Regions from separate parts of the Homo sapiens genome. Here region 1 is linked to region 2. The links are chromatin contacts, found by Hi-C or POLR2A ChIA-PET in ENCODE. All regions are on one chromosome and are shown on one strand. The core of a region is the stretch at or near the end of the contact, and the rest is flanking DNA. Distances in the headings are between cores, read along the strand shown. Region 1 overlaps MRTFA (myocardin related transcription factor A). Region 2 overlaps MRTFA (myocardin related transcription factor A).

Evidence for each region. A loop is a pair of places that touch in the nucleus more often than their neighbours do. ChIA-PET counts read pairs that join two places held with the same protein, here RNA polymerase II (POLR2A). Pooled maps may share reads with other maps.
Region 1: a loop to region 2 is called in a map of B cell, with 10 times the contacts of the local background. The contact joins two enhancer-like sites. A Hi-C loop is called at or near these places in 76 of 168 maps with a recorded cell type or tissue (A673, B cell, CD14-positive monocyte and 47 more), 37 of 37 single-sample maps with no recorded cell type and 43 of 50 pooled maps. POLR2A ChIA-PET finds 5 or more read pairs at or near these places in 19 of 52 experiments (A549, BJ, CD4-positive, alpha-beta T cell and 16 more).

The regions. Positions count from the first base shown.
Region 1 is chr22:40,490,728-40,493,995 of GRCh38, forward strand. All of the region lies in intron 3 of MRTFA (myocardin related transcription factor A), which reads right to left. Among named protein-coding and RNA genes, the nearest start is that of MRTFA-AS1, 29 kb to the right of the region's middle. Within about 2 kb of position 1,729, at least 7 of the 41 ENCODE cell types and tissues checked have a DNase peak (open chromatin) inside an H3K27ac peak, as active enhancers do; they include B cell, CD14-positive monocyte, OCI-LY7 and 2 more, where a contact is called at or near this core.
Region 2 is chr22:40,434,772-40,437,920 of GRCh38, forward strand. MRTFA (myocardin related transcription factor A) reads right to left here. Exons shown (of 15, transcript NM_020831.6): 5 at 728-783. Among named protein-coding and RNA genes, the nearest start is that of SGSM3, 66 kb to the left of the region's middle. RefSeq lists enhancers at 1,520-1,579, 1,840-1,969, 2,090-2,139, 2,210-2,259. Within about 2 kb of position 1,885, at least 22 of the 41 ENCODE cell types and tissues checked have a DNase peak (open chromatin) inside an H3K27ac peak, as active enhancers do; they include B cell, CD14-positive monocyte, OCI-LY7 and 2 more, where a contact is called at or near this core.

The DNA of each region.
Region 1 (3,268 bases), core at 479-2,978, 56 kb after region 2:
AAAATTATTAAAATCCCAAAGAAATCTGGAAAACTCAAAAGAAATGTCTAAGTGTTTAGAAAAGTAGCATTTACATAATTATTATACATTGTATATAAATTCTGATAGTAGATAATTAGGGTTTCCAAGATAGGAGAAGAAAATATTGACAATTCTCTTTTATTCATATTTGACAGGATTTGGATAAAGCTCCTATTGTCGTTTTTTTCATAACCTAGAACTCTTCTAAAAGAATTTTCCTCAAATTTAAAAGTGAACTTTTCTAAATAACTCAAATGTGTCCATTCTACTCCCAAAGGATTTTCTTTTCCTGCAGTATAAGACTATGAAAGAAGCCGAGCACGGTGGCTCACACCTGTAATCCCAGCACTTTGGGAGGATGAGGCGGGAGGATCGCTTAAGGCTGGGGTTCAAGACCAGCATGGCCAAAATGGCAAAACCCCATCTCTACAAAAAATATAAAAATTAGCCGGGTGCAGTGGTGCACGCCTGTAGTCCTAGCTACTCAGGAGGCTGAGGCTGGAGAATCACTTGGGCCCAGGAGGTGGAGGTTGCAGTGAGCCATGATTGAGCCACTGTACTCCAGCCTGGGCCACAGGAGTGAAAACCTGTCTTAAAAAAAAAACAAAACCAAGACTATGAAGGAAGGCTGTTCACATAGGCAAACTCTTTTAATATTGATAAGACCAGTCCAAATTGTTCACCCTAAGCAAAACTAAGACGCAATACAAGTAAAAAGCCTTCCAAGTGTTATTTTATTTTAAATTATGATGTCTTAGTGTTATAAACCTTAAAGGGTTATCTATCTACTTTCAAGTATTCAACAGACAGAAGAAACTGAAATGATCATCAATAGCTCCCATTTGTATAGTACCTAAGGCCAAAGTGCATTTTATGGATAAAACATTGAATCTGACCCACATAAAGAGTAATTCCGCCTTATTAAAGAAAAGTTTTTTCTTCCCTTATTCCACAATCTAGGCTTGGCTATATGAGCTCTGCACGGTGGGGAAAAAAGGAGTAAGAAAGTGAAACATCCTAATCACTGTTCCACCAGGTCATGAAATGCACCCTACAGTACTATGTTCAGTTATCTATTTGTTGGGTGCTCAACAAACTTTAATACAAATCCTGGGAGAATAAACCACCCAAAGTCAAAGCTTGGATGGCTACAGAGAAATAGGACTGGGATAAAAGACAGCAGTTAAGTTTGAAAGGAAACAAAAGCATGCAAATCCCAAAGGCACAAATACTCGAACCTTCCCGCAAACTGTGATAATGGGTCAGGCACACTGCTGAGTAATAGCTGTCCTTTCTCGGCTTCAGGACAATCCACGAGAGTGGCAGAATCCTGCAGGTGGACTGATGAATCTTGGCCTTCTCCTCCAGCATGCTGGAGGAGATTCGAGTCTCCACAGGCCAATGCTGCAATAAACCACTCTTCCTTCCCTCTCTCCTTAAAGAGGCCATTTATTATTTGCCGAAGATCTGATTAGCCCTGCTCTTTAAGTTAAAGTGGGCACTTCATTCTACAGTGCAAAGGGTTGCAAGAACAGTTAGATCCCAAGTTTACTTAGGGAGTGGGGCATTAAAAGCAGTGACAGCAGAAGGTCAGAATCAGTAACTCTACTGGCAAAACATTTCTTCCTGTCAGCACTGGGCCTAGACACAGACACCTCCCTCTTCTATCCAAATGCCAAAAAGCAGAACTGAGATGATTTCAATGTGTAGAGCTGGAAGAGGAGAGGGTTCCCTTAGAGAAAATGCTCATAGCAACCAACCAACCTCATTCACCCAAAATAGTAAACAGTTGGTTTCTCTGCTCAGAACCAAAAGGCTTCTGCCAGACAAGCAGTATCACATGACTAGGTTCCCTCTTCTCTCTCTTGCCCTCCCTCCCTTCTTGTACAAAGCCTGCACCCAAAATGGAACAAGGAGCTATAACACAACATTATTTTACTGGACACATTCATCTTTAAAATGTTTGAAGATAAAAGATACCAAAAAGCAGAGGGGGGAGGTACCAAAGGAAAAACTCAGGAAGAATTTACTTTGAAAAAAGTCCTATCACAGTACTGATGTGGGAACCATAAACGTAATGGTTAACTGGCAAGTGTACTCAATGAATGAAAAAACAAATGGACACTTCTCACCAATTTGTAAACACTTTGCTGACAAAATATTTAAAAGAAGATACAGTTCAATACATATTTGACCTTTCCTTTAGAAAGACAATATAGGCTCTTAAGATGCTGGCTAGAGTCAGAGATAATATATTGGCACAATAGTGACAACCCACCAAAATTTGGGATTCAAACCCTTATCTTGTTGACCTCAGCTTACCTCACCATTTGATTTTACTCCTTGTATGTCACAGTCCCATCATTCACATCATTAGGAAGGAAATCAGGACAGCTACACTAACAGGCAACTGAAAAATCTACCCAGCTGATTATGAAAACAAAGGCCACCATGACACTGGCATTTCCACCTAAACAGAAGGGGGAAGATATTAAGGCTGACAGCACAGCTGGAACCAGATGTGCCACCATATTCTTCTCCCTACAAGGTTCCTCACACTTGAAAGCTAAGCGAGGCATGCAGTATAGAGACACAAAAATGAAAACCTCTATGCTGATCAATCTGTTCCACTAGGAAACTAGATAAAGTATAAGAATCAAAAGTGTCACAATCATCTGCCATGACCTCTACTCACAGGGCCAACAGGGGCACTTTGAGAGTAAAATCACTGATGCTCGTCCATCCCTTGCACTGTAAACTGCTCAATAAATATTTATAAAGTGGAAAGAAAAGGAAAAGGAAAATGAAAGAGGAAAAATTTACATGAGAAATCCTTAATTTAAGCAACAATTTTTCCAGCAAGAGCATGTGGAGATTGTTACTTGGCTACTGTCAGAATACAAATACCAGCAATAAATGATTTGTCATCAAGGATGAGGAGCAACTGGAACTCCCAGACATTACTGAGGAGGATGGAAAACGATAATGCTATGTAGAAAAACAGTTTGGGAGTTTCTTATAAATTTACACTTACCATAAAACCCAGTAATCCTATTCCTGAGTATTTATCTAAGAGAAGTGAAAACATACATCCACATAAAGAACTGTACATTGTCTTTGGATAATAGTGTTTAGGTCTCAGTTCTGTGCCTGATGTAAATTGTCTACCTTGTTTCACCTAAGAAGCGTGTCTTTGGAAATGTGAATTTAGAGTTGCCTAGCTAACAACTCTTCAGGGGAATGAAGC
Region 2 (3,149 bases), core at 635-3,134:
ATGATCTGTCTAGGGGGATTATCTTCCCATGATTTTATGTGAAAGGAAAAAGTAAAGGGAGTGTGAGGGGGAAGCAAGTTCTGGTGACTTCCCCATCTCTACCCACACTGGGCAGCAGAATATTCCTCAGGGGCCCCTGGGGAACCGAAACAGAGTTGGGATGGGGACGCAAGTAAGGTGCTGTGGCAGAAAACTTGGGCTTGGAGTGTGGGCCAGTTTCTGCTTTCCACAAGAGTCAAGTGGATACCACCTACTCTGGGCAGATGGAGACCAAGAAGGTTTCCTGCCCCTTGGAATGCCCGTCCTGTGAGGTGTGGCCAGTGTAACCCCGGACTTGGGAAGCTTTTCCATTGGCTAATGTTTGTGTCCCAACATCTACAAAACGTTAAGTGGAATTAAAGATGGGGAAATACCAGTGGTCTCCAAAGCACTCCAAAATTCAGGCAAGGAGGATCGGGTGATCATTCCATATCCTTAAATGTACAAAAAGAGAAACCTCATTCCAATCATGTTCCATATAATCACCATGGGAGGTAAATGAGAGAAGGGATGAAGTAGGAGAAGCAGAGCTTTCCATTTAAAACCACAAGGCCAGGGCTGGCCCTAGAGTCTAGCAGGCTCTGGCCTCAGAGTTCTATGGAAAGCTCTAAATGGAAATATAACCAGCAATGCAATGAGCTCTGAAAATGCTCTTTGGGAGTTCTGAGGGGGAAAAAAGGTACCTTACCCTGGCCCGCTCCAAGCTCCTTCTCTGCTCATGAAATGCGGCTGGACTTTTCAAAGCTGTTGAGAGAAGAACCGTAAAGATTACCTTCAAGCGAAGCATCATGTCTAGTGCTACGATATTCAGTGGAGAAGGCATCTTAAATTCATGTTACTGGCTGGGCGTGGTGGCTCACGCCTGTAATCCCAACACTTTGGGAGGCTGAGGCAGGCAGATCACGAGGTCAGGAGATCGAGACCATCCTGGCTAACATGGTGAAACCCTGTCTCTACTAAAAATACAAAAAATTAGCCAGGCGTGGTGGTGGTGGGCGCCTGAAGTCCCAGCTACAAGGGAGGCTGAGGCAGGAGAATGGCGTGAACCTGGGAGGCAGAGCTTGCAGTAAGCCGAGATTGCGCCACTGCACTCTAGCCTGGGCAACAGAGCGAGAAACCGTCCCCCAAAAAAAAAAAAAAAAAATCACATTACTGTTAGTAGTACTATAAATATCAGTTGAAGTGAAGGCAATGACACCTGAGTAAGCATGTATCTTTATGGTTTAGCTACCCCATTCAAACAGTTTTGGTAGAAACCAAAATATGACTCCTAATGGGAACTGTCACTGCCTAAGCTTGGGCTATATAAAGTGCACCCATGGAATGTAACTTTAACAAACACCCTGGCCCATGACTGGACCGTCAGCCGCAAATCCCCCTTCAGCTAGGACTCCAAGAACGCCTGCTAGGCCTCACATTATTCTCAGGACACCTGCACACAGGAAGGGGCACAGATGCATGCCAAATTAACCTTACTTCCTCAACCTCACGAGGAATCATAAAGTGGCCAAACTGTTTCAATGGGACAGTTAAAACCAAAAAGATATATGTCCACTCGGCACTATTTCCTTCTTCACTGCACCTGTTATTTATAGTGCTGCTAAAATTAACTTGAATTTCATCTCTAAGGACTAAAAGAACCCCATGGCAATTGTATGTGAAGGAACACACACAACCGACAGCTGAGACGAAGGGCTCAGCTCTATTCTGGGGATACCACACAAAGACCACAAGTCTCGACTTCTGCAAACAACACTCAGGTGGCAAGACCAAACCAAGAGCCTCCAGAAAGGCTGCACCATGAATGGAAGGTCTGACTCCTTTTGTCAAAAACTTGGCTGTAAGGACAAATAGCAACTTAAGACACTCTGAGGATGAGAGGGAAAGGCCTGACTCACTTCAAGTAGGGAACAGAGGCAATAAGAGAGAAATTTATAAGACTGTGGTCAGTTTCACTTCTCCTGCCCTAGAATTTCCAAAGAGCTGTGAAACTGCGAGCAGAGATAACTTTTGCTAGGCTGCTGGCTGCGGTAGGAGTGCAGGGTTAAGGAGCTGCTAAAAGTAGCAAGAGAGCATAGATAGGACCCTATCCTGCCTGGGCCGTTGTGCTTCTTCCTCCTTCCTCTCCACCCCCAGCGGGGGGCTGGGCCTCAGCAACAGCAGTCCCAGAAGAAAGCTTCAATTGTCCCAGTGGTATTTATTTTTAAAAATTTTTTGTGAATCTTAAGATAAAAAAGAAACTACAGTCTTAAAAGTACTACTGAGATCCCATCTTCTAACAGAAGGGGGAGCTCTAGATTTAACAAATAACATCAAAGAAAAACCAGTACAAGTTACCTCCCCAACCTACCTGGGCACTATCCAGGATTCCCCACTTCTTACATGGGCAGGTCGTGGGCATTTCAGTGGGTAAATAGACACCCCCTGCACCTGCTTCTACTGTGTAACGCTAGCTCAACTCCAAACGTCCTGCTCTGCAGGAACCCGGGTGTGATGCATCACACGTAACCTTGGCTCTTGGAAAGCTTAGCACATGCATGAGACAGTAAGTACAAAGAATCAAGAGAAAACGGACACTGTCCACCCCACCCCAGCTTCCTTTTCTGCCTCATTTTTCTCCGCAGCACTCATCACTGTCTTGACAGTCTTTATATAAATACTACGTATCTGGCTGGGCATGGTGGCTCACGCCTGCAATCCCAGCACTTTGGGAAGCCGAGGTGGGCAGATCATGAGGTAAGGAGTTCGAGACGAGCCTGGCCAACATGGTGAAACCCCGTCTCTACTAAAAATACAAACATTTTTGTACAGGCATGGTAGAGGGTGCCTGTAATCCCAGCTACTCAGGAGACTGAGGCAGGAGAATCACTTGAACTCAGGAGGCAGAGGTTGCAGTGCGCCAAGATAGTGCCACTGCACTCCAGCCTGGGAGACAGAGCAAGACTCCGTCTCAAAAAAAAAAAAAAAAGGCGGAATACTACATACTTTTCTTGTTTACTCTCAGTCTCCCACGTTTACATTTACAACATGTCCCCATCAGAGCACAGCAAGGGTTTTGTCTATTTTTTTAGTCACTCACAGCATTCCCCAAGTGCCTAGAATACCAGGCA